2 separate regions of the Homo sapiens genome follow, and region 1 is linked to region 2. A link is an interaction called in ENCODE POLR2A ChIA-PET data of the cell type or tissue named here. Cell type or tissue: PC-9. All regions are shown on one strand. Each heading gives the region's core, and the rest is flanking DNA. Links, peaks and the distances in the headings are about the cores only.

Region 1 (8,337 bases), core at 32-8,031, 1.1 Mb after region 2:
AGTGATTTGCATTTTTACAAGAAATTGATTGTATGAGTATACATACAGTACTAGGCATATAAGAAACATTGGTTTGAAAGTGTTACAAAAAGAATATGGATTTAACTTTTTTTCTTTCTTTCATCTTTCTTCCTTACATATTTATTGAAAGCCAACATGTAGTGGGAACTGTGTTTTTTCATGGAATTCAAAGAAGATACTGGCATAGGTACTGCCCTATGGGATTCCACAGCCCAGTGTGGGAGCCTGTCACAGAAACTAACAACAGTGGCAGCAGTGACACTGGGGTAATAATAAGCTACTACTGTTTAGTATGTGCCAGGCTCTCTGCTAAGCACTGTGCACAGATTATTTCACCCACTGTCAAAAGCACATGCTATCATTTTCCTTATGGTTTTAGATGAGAAACCTGAAGAGCAGAGAGGTTGAGTGACTTGTCCTTCCTGTCACAGGATTGGTGAGCCACAGAGGCGCGCATCCCCACAGCCAGCACTTGGCACGATGACCCAGGGAGGGAGCAGAGGAAGTGCCCCAGGGAATCCAGGGGACCCATTCAGCAGCCCAGATGGAGGGTCTTAAAAGATACATAGGAGTAAGTCCAGAGAAGAGGGGTTGTGGAAGGCAGCCACTGGCAGGAATGAAACGATGAATGCCTGAGAGGTGAGGTGCTTTGGCAGAGAGGAAATTGTAGTAATGCAGAGTCGCTGGAGTGGAGAGAGGGGGATGAGAATCAGCATAGTGGGCTGAGGGGCTGGAAGGGAGTGAGGAACTTAGGCATTTTGTCAAGAAGATGGAATTCTGTCTAGTGGATTTTACTGTCACCGAACCAAACTGGATCAATTTGCCTACACAACGGAAAGTCAAACACCCAAGCACTGAGTTTTTGCAGCAAGGAAGTTTGATTGCTGTTTGGACAGAAGAGAGCAGGAAATGCTCAACTCTGTCTCTCTGAGCTGGGTTTGGAGCTTTATAAGCATAGGTAATGAGGTGCGATCTGACTGGATCTTGCAATTAGGTTTTGCTGGGAGGCATGATCTGACTGGATTCTGCCATGGAGAGATGCTAGGCTTGATATGATTGGATCCTGGATCCTGGTATACCCTGTTGGCTTCTTAATTCAGTCCCACTCCTCTGCCTGACCACTTAGGTTCCACTGGTGCCTTGTTTCTCTGGGAATGCTCCAGTTACGTGGCCTTCAACATGGGGGTCCATGGCAACTGACAAACAACTCATGACTCTGTTACATAAAAATTGAACCAGATCAATCTGTGTGGTGACATTGGGAAGAATATTTGGGGTTTGGGGGGGACATACTTTACAAAGAACATTCCATATGTTCTACAGAGATGGGACTGGAGAGGGAGAGAACTAAGGTAAGAGATTGGGAAAGAAAAATGGATTGAACAAATATTTAGAAACTAATAATGATGCAGCCTAGAGAATGCTTGTTTAAAGAGTAGAAAGGTGAAAAGGAATGTGGAATGTACCCGACTTCCTGGACATGGTTCTTGCTCTTTTTCTTGTGATACAAATCTAACTCCTTTTATGCAAGGGTCAGACCTACGACTAATTTTCCCACTCTGTAAGGCTGGGATTCCATTGGGAATCTAGGGCTGAGAAAACTCTATCCCCATTGAGATTGCTCTTCTCACCCCCACTTTGCACACCTGTCTGTTTCCCTGTGGGGCTGTATGAATTATTTGGATGCAACAAGCTGATGTTGTTATAATCTGAAGCTTCAGAGCCTGCCTGGTACCTGCAACACAATTGATATTTTAAAAAAGTGCCTAAGGAAGGAAACCATAGTAACATCAGAGTGAAGAAAACCTAGCAGACACCACCTTAATCAGGTGACCAGGATCATCATCACCAGGAATAAGACCTATTGGTACCATGTACTGCTAATGATATGATGTGTAGGGCATTTCATGTGCATGTCGCTCCTCTCCAAAATCTCTAACCCTAGTCTAATAATGAGCAAACACCAGACAAACCCAAATTGGGAACATCCTACAAGATACTTGACCAGTACTCTTCAAAAATGCAGGGTCATGAAAGATAAGGAGAGACAGACATTGCTGAGCTTCACCTGAGCCCTGTATCCCCAGAAGCATGAAGATGGAGAAATCTACCTACCAGCCCACATATTCTCACTCTCAACCTGTCTACCTGCCCCTTTAAGACACCAGACTCTTCAGTGATGTATGTTCTCCCTGTTACGATGACCTGAATTACATCATCCTTAGTTGTCTGTTGCATTTTGTCTTTCCAAAGACTGAGAAAACAAATACTTGTAATGTGATATTCTCAAATGCCCTAAACAGATAAAGGGCATTTGTGGGACACCCGGGGAAATATTAATAAAGTCGGCAGTTTAGTTAGTAGTATTGTGTTAATGTTAATGTTTTCATTTCAATAAATGCATGTGATTATGCAAAATGTTAACATTAGGGGAACATAGGTGAACCCTGTACTATCTTTTTAAGTATCTGGTGTGTCCAAAATTATTTGAAAAAAATCTTTTTTAAAGTTTCTGCTAAATGGCTAAATATCAGCAACATTTGTGTCTCCTCTGGAGCTCTGGAATCCTAAAATGTTGCAGAGGATGGTGAAGTGCACGTCCCAGAGCCACATCTAAGATGTGGCACTCATTCTCCACACTGCCAACAGTACTGAAAAAGGACAGCCCAGCCAGTGCTTCTCTAGGCGTTGCCTGAGCCAATAAGAGACCAAGACCCTGCTTCTCTCCAGGGGAACACATTTACCAAGACTAGTGACAGTGAGGGATAGAAAGGCCTTCCCCCTTGCTTTATGGAGGGTGCCTTTGGGGCCCTTTTTTGACGCAGAGTTTTCTGTCTTATGACCACATTACATTACAAACCTTGCATTTTCCCAATTCTATCAACTTCAACCCCCCCTTGATTGTTGATCCCAACAGCATTCACCAAATAAACTTCCTCTTCAAAATCTTTGGCTAAGAGACTATATTCCAGGGAACCTGACCTCTGTCAGGCATTTACTACATTGGTGCAAAAGTAATTGAGGTTTTTAACCATTACTTTTAACTGCAAAATCCTCAATTTCTTTTAATAAAAGGCACTCCACACACACACACGCACACACACACAAAACCACCTGCACTACTGTACTAATTGGGGTTGTCCAGAAAAACAGAACCAATGTAAGGGGCTTATTTTTAATAACTAGCTCATGTGATTGTAGGGGCTGGCAAGTTGGAAATCTGCAGGGCAGGCCAGCAGCCTGGAGAAACAGGGAGGGTTTCTATGTTGCAGTCTGGAAGCAGAATTCCTTCTTTCAGAAATTTCAATCTTTGCTCATGGGTCCTTTAACGGATTCAACTGACTTGAAAAGGCCTATCCATCCACATTATGTAGGGCAATTTGCTTTATGCAAAGTCTACTGATTTAAATGTTAATCACATCTAAAAAATACCTTCACAGCAACATCAAGACTGATGCTTGGCTAAACATCTAGGCACCATGACCTACCCAAGTTGACACAAAAAAATCAACCATTACAGTCCACCCACACTGTCAGCAAACGTAAAAGCAATAATTGCACATAGCATAGGCCATGGCAGAGCATGCTGTCTAGAGGGATCTTGCCTGTTACTACAGAAAGACGTTTTCGAGGCCAGGACTAGAAATGGGAAATGTGAATCGAGGCACTATTCCTTGTGTGACATCACTGGCATGTATTAAACACATGATTTTCTGGATTTACACTTATTATAATAATATAGATGGGACTGTGAGCAATAAGTTGAATAACATAAAATGCTGTCAATCTTCACTTTTATTTTTATATTTCATCTACATTTTAAATTTCTTTCAGTGTGAGAAGCTTTCCCCAAGCTGGTGTATAGACACTCTTGCAAGCTTTAAAAATGTTCTGGTCCCTTGAAAGCAATAGGGAGTTTCATCGTAATTTCAGTTTGCAAAAGAGATTCTTGATTCAGAAGTTAGTATGTTCAGACCAAAATATTTAGTACTATTTTGATCTTCAAAGTTAAGCTTTCCCTCTCCTGCAAAGCAGAAGGAAAAAGAGTTGCCAGGGAAGCATCCATAGTGAGCCTATAGGTTGGCAGCAGAAAACATATTTTATGGTCTATACATATTTCTCAAAATAATTAATATAGGACTGCATATAAAATAGGTGCTTATTATCTGTAGATATTTTAGTAAGATTGGCATGCTTTCCTCTAACTCAATTAGGAAAGGATTTTTAGGAGATGGGAGTGAGTAAATGTACCTAATATGGCACAGAAGATGAGGACCCAAATTTGATCATTAGATTTAGCAAAGCAAGGGTTACTAATAGTTTACACAAGAGTAATATTTTGGTGGCATGTCAGGAGAAAAGCCTCACTGTAATGTTAATAAAAATTGGGAGAAAAAGCCACAGTGAGAGTAGAAAATGGCAAGATGTTCCGTAGATGAGAAGGTAACTGGGGTGAAAAGGGAATCGCGTGTGTGTGCATGTGCGCATGCTTTAAGACGGGCAAGATAACAACATGTTTTTATGCTGATGAGAACTACCTAGAAGAGAGTGTGAGGAAGAACAACAACTGATGCTATAGGGGAGAGGACAGAATTACAGGTATGTGTTCCTCACTGGGGAGAGGCAATAGTAGACAACAGTCAAGTGTGGGGGCCACAGGGAGTTTCTCCTCGGCCACAGGAAGGAATGCAGAGCACGTGGCTCAGATATGGTTGAGGAGGCTTATGGAAGTTCTGTGCCTGCTCTCTTCTTATTGTGTTATTTTCTCAGTGAAATAGGGAGCTAGTCATCAGCTGATGGTAGGATGAATTAGAACTTTGAAGAGAGGAGAATGACTCACGTTATAGCTCAGGGGATTTGGAGAGTAAACAGACTCTAGCATGATGACTGGGTAGCGTTATGTCATGGCTCAGATACTGGTGTCATGAGCTCTTCCTCAACTCCACAGTCCAGTTTGAAAGTGACCAAATCTTCTTGTTTTGTCCCAGACTTTCTCAGTTTTGAGAAAGTCTCATGTCTCAGGAAGCCCCGCAGTCCTGGGCAAAGCAGACGACTGGCCACCATGTCAAAGTTCTCCTGGTTATCAACCTTAAGGCTTTTCTCTTGAGATGTGAAGGGAGCAGACATCCCATTTTCACCTCTGGCTCAGTGGGAGGGGAAAGGTCGTAGTAGCACTTTCTCTGAAGAAATCCCCACATAAAGTCCTTCTCTCCACCTGCACTCTCACTCATGTCATCCGTATAAATTTCAGAATCCAATAACCATTCTTGGGAAAGAACATATTTTTAGAAAAATACCATTCCATAATTTTAGAAAATTTGTTATTTTAAGATAGTTTAAAAATATATTATTTAAAAACACATTAAAATATATGACTTTAAAATTCTCCTTAGAATTTGGCATCTCTTGAAAGGTAGTGCATCAGTTGGACTTTAGATTTAGTGCCCTGTCACACTAAAAGTGTTGACTAAAAATGAAGCATCTACTCACATCATCACCTTTATTTCTTCTGCGTATTGTAGATGACATTGTTAGCTTTGAAACATTTCACCTCACTTCTTGCCTCTAAGTTGTATGATATTTAACACAACCTTCAAAAGTAAATTATGTCATCACTTAAATGGATCCAGAAACAAGAATATTGTTCTAATAATCAAGCCAAACTCTGAATAATGCTTTTGTCAGATGGCCTTTATCATCTCCCAAATCTCTGTCTCTACTTTTGACTTCATGAAAGGCTAAAGGGTAAGAAAATCACTGATACCCTTCTGTGCCAGATGAAAATGTTCTGTCTGATCAATTTTAAAGGTCAGTACCTGTTAAAGGACAGTGCTTGTGGAAAACGATATGGCTTTGTACTGTAAAACAAGAATCCTTTACACTCACTTAAGGACACAATCAACAAGTTAATTATAATTTTATTTTCTTTTTGCAAATCTTTCTTTTTACTCATTTTTTAAAGAAGAAGGGTGGAAAAAACAGATGATACATTACTTGAGATCGAGCAAATTAGTATTACACAATCTTGGTTTATCAGCTTAAATATCTTGTAACTAGGAGGGTGTGCTGAATTATTGAAAGGATTATGAAAATTATTCTCTAGGGCTAGCTTACCCCTCCTTTTTCTTACCATGTAACAAAAATCACATATACTTATTTTTTTCAGTAGAAGTATTATTTTTCTTGGAACTCTGTGTCAAATAAGATAATAGAGAAGAAAGCACTGTGGGCTGTCTGGGTTGGTTAACAAAATACAACCATGATTAATAGCAGAGATTTTAAAGGCATCTGCCTCCCAGGAAGATCACATCATCCAGTTGTCTTCTCTCCCTGAGAGAGAAATTCCAGTCCCTTTCCTTGGTTGCATTTTCAGGACCTGATATAGCTACTTTATAGGACTGTAGAAGTCAACCTCTGGACATGGGTAGGGTTCAGAGTAGCAGGGTGGAGGGGAGCCTGGTATGGTGGGAAATGCTTGGGGTTTGGAGCTCATTGGGCTTGACTGTGCCATTTAGGGCATAAACTTTGTCTGATTCTGAATGTTGCTATCTAGGAAGTAATACTAATAATTGCTTCAAAAAAAATGTCATGGGGATTGTCTGCTGTATGAGGTCACTTGCTGAATATTTGAGCTGAAGTTTGAGCTATTGAATGCAACTTCCTATATATTCCTTTTGTATTATTATGGAAATATAGCCTACTCACACCTTATGTCCTGCAAAATGGGAAAGTGTTCCATAATAAATTCCCCTGTGCTATGGGGATTAAAAACACTGCAAAGCTTAGACTTTACAGGGATTCTAGAAAAAATGAAACCTCTGATGCTTACACGTACAGCAAATATTAAATTCAACCCACCTCCTAGGCAGATTAATTTAAATTTCACATTAGAATACTACTTACATCAGTTCCTATTACCTGACATAGGATGTGTGGCTTCTAACCACCAAAAAATTACAAGATATGCTAAAAGGCAAGATAAAACACCATCTGAGGAGACAAAACAAGCATCAGAGTCAACCTCATCCAGGCAGAGATTTTGGAATTATAAGACAAAAATTTTAAAATAACTATGGCTAGGCTGAGGGCTCCAAAGCAAAAAACAGGCAACATGCAAAATCAAATGAGTAATGTAAGCAGAGAGATAGCATTTCTAAGAAATAATCAAAAAAATACTAGCAATCAAAATAATCCATAACAGAAATGAAAAATGTCCTTGATGGCCTCATCAATAGATTAGGCATAGCAAGGAGAACATCAGTGGGCTTAAAGTTATGTCAAAAGAAACTTTCCCAAATTAAATTCAAAGAATGAAAACCAAAAGACAAACTAAAAAAGAACACAACACCCAAGAGCTGCAGGACAATTTCAAAAGGTTTAGCATGTGTTATTGAAATATCAAGAGATGAGAGAAAAAGAAGCAGAAGGTATATTTAAAGAAATAGTGGGTGCAAATTTTCCAAAATTAATGACAGACACAGTTCCAGGAATTTCAGAGAATATAAAACATGATAAATAAGTGTAGGTAAATACACCTAGGAATATCACAATTAAACTGTAGAAAACAAAAGACAAAGAGAAAATCTTGAAAGCAGCCAGAGAGAGTAAAAACACCTAACAGATATATGAAAAAAGATAAGAATTACATCAAACTTCTTGTCGAAAACCATGCAAACAAGAAGGGAGTGGAGTAGAATATTTAACACTTGAACAAAACAAAAGAAAATAAACTTGCAACCTTGAATTCTACATCCTATAAAGTGATCCATTAAAAGCTAAGGAGAAATAAGGACCTTCTCAAACAAAAACTAAGGAAATTTATTGCCAGTAGATGTAACCCTGAGACATTTTAAAAGAAGTTCTTCAGGGAGAAAGAATATAATACTACTCAGAAGCTTGGATCTACATAAAGAAAGGAAAGCATCAAAGGAGGAATAAGTGATTATAAAATTAAATTTTATATTATTCTTATTCTTAATTGACTGAATAGGTAGCTGTTTATTCAAAGTACTAATAATAACAACAGTGCATTAAGTGATTATAGTATATACATAAGGAAAATGAACAACAACAAAGTTAAAAGGGACAGGAAGGAGTGATTGGGGTACACTGTTAAAGGTACCTGTACCACCTATGAAGTATTATGGTAGTATTTGAGAGTGGACTTAATTTGGTTGTAAATATATATTGCAAACTGCAGAGTAACTGCTAAAAACATTTTTAAAAAGAAGTATAATTGATATGCTAAGAGAAGGGAGAAAATCTAATCATATAAAATACTCAATTAAGACCAGAGGGGGCATGAAATGCAGCAAA
Region 2 (8,337 bases), core at 212-8,211:
AACAAAGTCTGTTTGACACCAGAGTGAGGACAATCATTCTGCCCCGGCTTTGATTGCATTTTATGGTGAGGCTCAAAAGAGAAAATGGGAAAACTTCCTATGGGCTGTGACATGCTGTATAACGTTGGGCATAGTGGTTACTAGAAGTCCTTGTAAGCACTGTGAGCCAAGAAGGCCAGCGGGGTTGAGTGCTACTAGAAGGTTAACAGGCTGTCTTCTAAGAGGCCTCACGAGGTGGGGATACCTCAGTGGTACTGTAGTATCGCCACAGCATCCAGGCTTAGGGCCTTAACCTCACAGGCCCAGAAATGCACAGAAAACTTCATACACAAGGAAGGACTATGTGTTAGTTTATTCTCACATTGCTATAAAGAACTACCTGAGACTGGATAATTTATGAAGAAAAGAGGTTTAATTGACTCACAGTTCCACAGGCTGTTCAGGAGGCATGGCTGGGGAGGCCTCAGGAAACCTACAATCATACCGGAAGGGGAAGTGAGTACCTTCTTCTCATAGTGGCAGGAGAGAAGAGTTCTCGAGAGAGTGTGAGAGAAGGGGGAGGTGCTACACACTTTTAAATGATCAAGTCTTGTGAAAGCTCACTCACTATCACGAGAACAACAAGGGAGAAATCTGCCCCCGTAACCCAATCACCTTCTACCAGGCCCCTCCTCTGACACATGGAATCTCAGGTGTGAACATACTCCTCTGGCCTCCCGGGCTTTCTTGTTCCACCTATCTTCTGTTTCACCCAGAGTATGGCCATTCTCCAGGTCCTATGTCTGTCCTGATTTCTACACAGGTGACTCTTTAGCCATTTTAGGTGCTACTTGGGTCATTGGAAGAGATGATCCAAGGTAAGTTTGGGAAAGGCAGTGCTATGGGATGAAAAGAGCCAACAATTGACTGAGTCAACAAACTGGACCCCACGCTAGCTCTTTTGTGTGTGTGTGTGTTTCTTTTTTTTTAAATTATTATACTTTAAGTTCTAGGGTACATGTGCACAACGTGCAGGTTTGTTACATATGTATACATGTGCCATGTTGGTGTGCTGCACCCATTAACTCATCATTTACATTAGGTATTTCTCTTAATGCGATTCCTCCCCCCTCCCCCCACCTCACGACAGGCACCGGTGTGCGGTGTACCCCACCCTGTGTCCAAGTGTTCTAATTGTTCAATTCCCACCCATGAGTGAGAACATGTGGTGTTTGGTTTTCTGTCCTTGCGACAGTTTGTTCAGAATGATGGTTTCCAGCTTCATCCATGTCCCTACAAAGGATGTGAACTCATCCTTTTTTATGGCTGCATAGTATTCCATGGTGTATATGTGCCACATTTTCTTAATCCAGTCTATCATTGATGGACATTTGGGTTGGTTCCAAGTCTTTGCTATTGTGAATAGTGCCACAATAAACACACATGTGCATGTGTCTTTATAGTAGCATGATTTATAATCCTTTGGGTATATACCCAGTAATGGGATCACTGGACCCCATGCTAGCTTAACCACCGTCCCCTCTCTGGGTCTCAGATTTGCAACAGGTGGCGGGAGTGTGGGAACTATGGGCCTCACCCCAGAGTGGCTTCCAGGAAAGAACTTCCTGAAGCTGTGTGTGTGGCTGCCTTTGCACTCTGCAGCCATTTTATTCCAGGAATGTAACACATAGGCCTGTGCAAAGATTTTACCATGAAATCACATTGTTATTTGTTGTACAGAAAATCTAACACTAGAAAGTTGGTGATGTCCATTGTGATATCCACACAAAGGAATACTATTCAGCCATCAGAAGCCTTCTTTTTACAGTAGGGCTGAAAAGGGGAGGAGAAAATAATTTTCACTTTATGTATTACTGTGTTGCACAAGGTTTAAATTGATATATTTCTGTCTTCTTTACTGCTACCACCATGTACTCCTTTAACTTTATAGAAGGTTTTATTATTACCAAATAGTAAAATGGTCATAACAAACTAAGAAAAAACATCAGTATCTTCCCTGTTGTAAAATCTAATGAAGACAGATAAAGGATTTCCAATCACGGCAGACACAGTACTGGCAGAATGGTCATACTCAGGACACGAGAAAGCCAGGGAAGCCAAAGAGCACATTCACACCTGGCATTCCAGGTGCCCAGTGCATGTTCTCAGAGCAGCAGCAGGGGAGCCTGGAGGGTTATGATTTCACATGAATCTAACTAAAAAACGTAAAAAGTAGGCTGGAAGGTATTATGATTTTTTTTTCTAAAGTCAATATGCCACAGATGATTTTTATTTCCTTTTGTTTCACTTCATTTTTTATTTCTTCCCCCAAAACGACATGTACCACTTCTGTAAAGTGCAGAAAATGCAAACACAAAAACCCGGAAGGTGCCTTCCAAGTCTGCGAACTGCACAGGAGCCTGTGCCCCCCACCTCTCCAGAAGCCTGCCTTTCCCCAACTACCAACACCAGTTTCAGATCTTTTGCTATCATGAGGGTTCAGGACAGCTCTGCTCTGACATCCAGAAAGGAGGAGAGTCCCAGGTCAGCCATTTGGCCCTGGACAAATAGCCCTTTATTTACTTCTTTCTCCCTGTAATATGGGGACAGACAAAAATGAAGTTATTAAGTGCCTATGAACTAAGAGCTTCTGGCATACTTCATCTTTTTTTTTTTTTTTTTTTTTTTTTTAGACAGAATCTTGCTCTGTTACCCAGGGTGGAGTACAGTGGCGTGATCTTGGCTCACTGCAAACTCCACCTCCTGGGTTCAAGCGATTCTCATGCCTCAGCCTCCTGAGTAGCTGGGATTACAGGCACCTGACACCACGCCTGGCTAATTTTTGTATTTTTAGTAGAGATGGGGTTTCTCCATATTGGCCAGGCTGGTCTCAAACTCCTGACCTCAGGTGATCTGCCCTCCTCGGCCTCCCAATATGCTAGGATTACAGGTGTGAGCCACCGCACCTGGCCTACTTCATATTACTATTATTATTATTATTTTAAAAGATTCCCAAAGCAAAATCCTGGCATCCAAGAAAATCTGGAAGGAACATCTTCAGTTTCATGGCCCATGTCTCTTGCATTTCTCCTCAACACTTCTTGTGCCAAATGCTCACCTCCCTGACAGGGACCATCTTTGGTATTCACCAAGTCCTCCAGATCTCTGATGAAGGCCTCCCCCTTTTTCAGTTCAGGATATCAAGTCTGGCTTTGGGTAAGCACAGTCAGCACTGAGAGGCTACCCCGTTAGGCTAGTGTCCTTGAGCTCTTAGTCAGAAAGCCCATTCACAGCCACAGCATTTACTTTGACTCATTAGAGGTGTAACCTATTGAGAAAGATAAAGGAATAAGCAGAGGACTCAGGGATTCATTCATCCCACAAAAATCTGAGTCTCTACTATGTGCGAGGCTCTCTACTGGGCATCAGAGGCTTGAAGATGGGTAAGACAGGATTGCCGCTCTCATACGGCTGAGGAATACTATATGCAGTTTTGCCCCATCTCCTGCTCACACTCTCCCTGGCTCTGTATTTTATGTTACTATATTTCCCCTGCCTTTGCATCTGCCATGACTATGACTGTAACTATCCTGAGAGCCAGGGTGAGCATCTTCCAAGTTGTAGACTCACCATTCTTCTCAGCTTTTTGTCCTGTTTTTGACTTAATTAAACAGGAACCTGGGCTCTTGTGAGCAGGATTAGGGGAAAGAGCGATGAGTGGCTATAAGGCATCAAGGACTTGATTCTATTCCGAGACCAGGAGGTCAGCGAGAATGAACCATTCCAAAGGGATCTTGCCTTGAATCCATGCCCCAGCCTTGTGTGAGGGAGAGTGTGTGTGTGCCCATCCTATTGCTGGGGTGGTGTGTCTAGTGTGTGTCTAGTGTAAATTGGATCACAGTGGTGTGTTGAATGTGGGAAGGATCTGGCAGAGTGATTCAGTCCTCAGATGAGGGTATCTGGAGGGTGGGGTTCAGGGAGCTGTCCCTTGTTTGCTTTTCTGCTTGTTGAGTTTGAGGCACAGGTAGAGGACAGACTGGGGGCAGAGAGGTCAGGGTCATTTCAGATTTGTCTGCACAGGGTGCAGAATGCATGGTCTTAATGGTCATGGATTATATTGCCAAGAGGTGCTGAGGGAAGAGAGAGACTGCCAAGGGCCAGTCTTGGAGAAAGCCTGTGTTCTTAGGGCAAGGGAGGGAGAGAAAGACACTGAGAGGAGTGACTGAAGAATACCAGGAAGGAGAAAGTATGGGGGGTGGGGTGGAGGGAGTAGGGAGATGGGGGAGGGGAGGTAAGGGGGCCGCAAGTGCCAAATGCTGCCAAAGTTGGAGAAAATGAGGTCTGGCAGTGTTCACAGGGGTTGGGAACCAGGAGCGTACTTTGGAGCTTTCAGTGGCGCCTTTTCAGGAAATATCAAGACTAGAGGGAAAGGTTAAGATGAAAGGTGGCGAGTAGCGGGAAAGATGGTTGGAGGGTAGATGCTCCAAGAGTTGGTTTGTAAGGCAAACGTGGCAGAATTGGCTTTGGAAACAGAACCCCATATACCATCCCTGGAGTGGAGGGAGGGTGAAGATGAGGCGTGTAAAGATGAAACGGGGGAGCAGAGAGCACATCAACTTTTACCCAGTACAGGAGGCCACGGGGCCATCCACAGAAAGTGATAGGGACAGGAATGCAGCTGATGCTCTGGGGGACTGGGAGGTCTCGGTTGATAGCAGGCAGCTGTCCTTCGTTGAGCTTCGGGCTGAGCTTTGTGCTCAGGGCCTTAGACTTCATCATTATCTTAGCTATCTCCACAAAATCCTTCCAGACCAGACATTACCCTCATTTTACAGACCAGGAAACTGGGGCTTAGAAAGGCCAAGTAATTTTCTCCATGTGACATAGTTGGGAGGTGATGAAGCCAAGAGGTGAACACTTAACCCCATACCTAGGAGGGGATCAGCTGTGGGGCGATGCTGAGCCCTCCTACAAGGCTGCCCACGCAGCAGGACTGCTGGGCTGCTGCAGGCGTGGGGAGAAGCCATTTTAATAATGAAATGGAGAGACCCATAAGGCAGGCATAAGTATTGCTGAGACTTTTATTTTTGATTCTAGAGAGTCCAGAATACATGATTTGATGCAAGGAGGGCTGCCTTATCTTGGAGAATCAGATCAGGAATGTCCTGGGCCCCCCAGTTCTGCCGGGTAAGGGCGGCAAGGGCCGCATGGGTAGGCGGGGCTCGTCAGCCACATTCTCAAGAAAATCTTTTCCAATCTGGGCAACATAGTGAGACCCCATCTTTAGAAAAAACAAATTAGGTGGGCATGGTGGCATGTGCCCTTAGTCCCAGCTACTCAGGAGGCTGAGGCAAGAGGATGGGTTGAGCCTGGGAGGTTGAGGCTGCAGTGAGCAATGATGGCGCCACTGCACTGCAGCCTGGGTGACAGCATGAGACCCTGTGTCAAAAAAAAAAAAAAAAGCTCTGTGCTCCAAGGTGATGGGAGCTACTTTGGCATTTGTGGCCACCCACCGAAAACCAGAGGATGGGAAAAGTTTGCCAGGGAATGCTGATGGCGGGGGGGCACCGTCTTTGGGATAGTGGGAGAGGCTGCTGTGCTGGGGATCGCTCCAGCACTGGTCTGGGGCTTGGGGCTCCTCAGCTGTGCCTCTGCACCCGGGGCCCTTGGATTTGGTTTCCTCCTCCGTGGCTGTAGGGACCCTACAGAAGTGTCCTCTCAGCCTCTGTTCTTCTGGAAGGCTTGGGACAACCTGATGCAGACCTGGGGACTATGGCTAATGAGTGTGGGAGCCCCAGACAGAAAGCCAAATGGGAGGGGTGGGGGGTGTAGAGGCTGTAGGCTGGGCCCCTGTGGTTGGAGAGGAAGGTTTAAGACACAGTCAGGAAGGCTCTGAGGGCTGCCCAGACATAGTCTCTGAGGGGCCCTTTTGAACAGCATTAGGATGGGGCTAGCCTAGGAACCTCTAGGAAAGGAGCCAGGCTCACCCAGGGCTGGAACTTGTAGTTGAGGTGTCCTCTTCAGCATTGTCTGTCCCGTAAGCATAAGGCTGGGGGGCTGGCGGACATCAGGCAGTGTACCCAACATGGGGCAAAAGGGCTTTTACAGCCAGCGGAGCCAGGTGCTGTGAGCAGTATGAACGAAGGCAGGCCGGGAGCAGGGCCGTGGGCCTGGGCTCGGGAGGAAACCGCTGAGCAAGGTGGGCTGTATCCCCAAGTAAGGAGTCCCTGCAGGGGGTGGACGGGAGTTGACAGGCTCAGGCTGAGCTCCACTGGGCTACACTGAGTGTCTCAGGCCTCTCCATCTCAGGCCACGATTGTCCTGGGGCCAGCTGGGGTGGAGGTGGCAGCAAGGTCAAAGGGCAAGAGAGGTAGACAAGGCTAGAAGCACTAAATGCTCTGGGAACCCCAGGTGTGACTTAGAGATGACTGTGGAAGGGAGGGCAAGTGGGCCACCTACTGGGCAATAGGCCAGGGGGCAGCGGTCACAGAGTCACTGGCTTCTGAGACCAGACATGAGCAAGAGTTGGGCCTTAGGCACGGAATAGCACACCCTGTTGCTGCCCCCGAATACCCCCTAGGCTGTCCTAAAGCAGACTTTGCCTAAAGCCCAACGAGAAACGGTGCATGCCTCGGATGAGGGCTGGCCCCACAGCTGGATCTGAAGAAGGACTGGAGCACGGGAGTACATGGGCACTGGAGTTCTCTCTGCCTCTCCTCTCTGGCTGCATCTCTCGGCAGTGCCAGGGTTCTCTCCTCCTGAGTTTCGGGAAATGGTCCCAGGCTGAACTGAAGTCTCAGCCCAATTTCAGATTCCCAGCAAGGAGACTTTGAGCAGGAGCTTGGGTATTATGTCCATCTGACCATGCAGAAGGGGTGGAGACACCATGTGACTAGCTTACACTCAGCTGGGGGGTTGGAGGTGATTGGTTTGCACACTGGGCAGTGGTCCCAGGAAGCTCCTAGGCAGGTGGGGAATGTCATGTGTCCAGAAGATGCATGTGCAGATGTGTGTATACATGTATGCCCTACCTGTGTGTGGGGATGCCCTGAAAACTTAAAAAATTATGTAATAAAAATAAATTTTGCAATAGAAATATTGTTAAAACTTCAGAAAAGACACAAAAGAAACTTAACTGATATCTCTGGACAAGTGGGACTGAGGCGTTAACATTTAGCACTTTCGTAACTAAAAAATTATTTTGTAATAAAACATTTTGTAATAAAATAATTTTAAATAAAATATCAAAAAGATATTGTAATTGAAATTAATAAAATATATATTAAATATTTTTATAATAAATATGTAAAAAAAGTGACAAACACTCTACAGTATATCAATGTTTAAAACAAGAAAATGAAGACACACATAAGTATAAAAAATGCAAAACTGCAAAAAGGTACAGAGTGTTTGGGTGAGGGAAAGTTCATTTAGTTCTGTCCCAGGCATTTGATGGTGAAACCCAGTTCCTGAGCTGGGGATTGCGGGCGAGCGCAGGAGGGCACCCAGCCCAGAGATCAGATGTGAGAAAAGAGTCAAGGAAGGCTCCTCGGAGGAGGTGACCCTGCAGCTCCATCTTGACAGGTGAAGTTGAGCCAGGAGGAGACTGAGCTGGGGGAGCTGACCCGGAGGAGGAGGGTCTCAGAGCGAAATGAGGAGCCGGTTAATTCCAGCAGAAGGCAGAAATGAGCCGCTGAGAGCTCAGAGAGGGTACATGGGCATCCTGGATGGAGGACACACGCGGCTCACCTCCTCCAGGCTCTGAGCTGTGCAGAGAAGCGGGCCAGGCTCAGCCCGTACTCGGCTCCTCGGCGGCAACCGCACTCATGCATGAGAAGAGCGGCGTTCCTGTAGGTCAGACACCGCAGAGCTCGCCCCTTAGCCTGGCTGGCTTCTCCTCCTGTCCTGGCCTTTGAATGTCGAGCCTGCCGAGCCCCGTGCTTTTGCAGGGTTTCTGCACAGGTCCAGCCCGGCAGCCCGCCTCTCTCTGAGCTCAGGTCAGCCTCACAGCAACGCCCGTCAGGCCTGGCTCCTTCCCTCCACTACTGCTCCTTGTCTGCAGCCGGCCCCGTCCACCATCCAGGACCTAGGCAGACCAGCGGAGACTTCGGCATGGGCCTGCTATTCCCCAAACTCACCGGCTCACCATCTCCCCATCTCTTTCCCTGCGGAGGCATGTGTCCTTGTGCTTCCGGTGGATCCTCCGCACTGCTTCTCAAAGTGCCATGTGATGTCACACTCCTGATGCACGTGCACAACTTGCAGAGGGCATTTGTTCATTCGCTCATTACACAAGTATGCGTCAGGCGCACACGTTGTACTAAGCATTGTTCTGGGCGCTGTATTACAATCATAAAC

Evidence for each region. Peaks named below come from ENCODE experiments on the same cell type or tissue, not always from the same donor. Only the 100,000 strongest peaks of a DNase experiment are listed, where the experiment ranks them.
Region 1: POLR2A ChIA-PET joins it to region 2 with 11 read pairs; 1 of 35 experiments calls an interaction of 5 or more read pairs at or near these places.

What each region holds. Positions count from the first base shown.
Region 1 is chr7:46,224,812-46,233,148 of GRCh38, forward strand. No RefSeq gene overlaps it. Among named protein-coding and RNA genes, the nearest start is that of IGFBP3, 310 kb to the left of the region's middle. In PC-9, for the core only: no CTCF peak of the experiment used is centred there; DNase peaks (open chromatin) are centred at 2,261 and 4,864.
Region 2 is chr7:45,140,529-45,148,865 of GRCh38, forward strand. No RefSeq gene overlaps it. Among named protein-coding and RNA genes, the nearest start is that of RAMP3, 13 kb to the right of the region's middle. RefSeq lists an enhancer at 335-404. In PC-9, for the core only: no CTCF peak of the experiment used is centred there; a DNase peak (open chromatin) is centred at 3,273; H3K27me3 peaks cover 2,252 bases.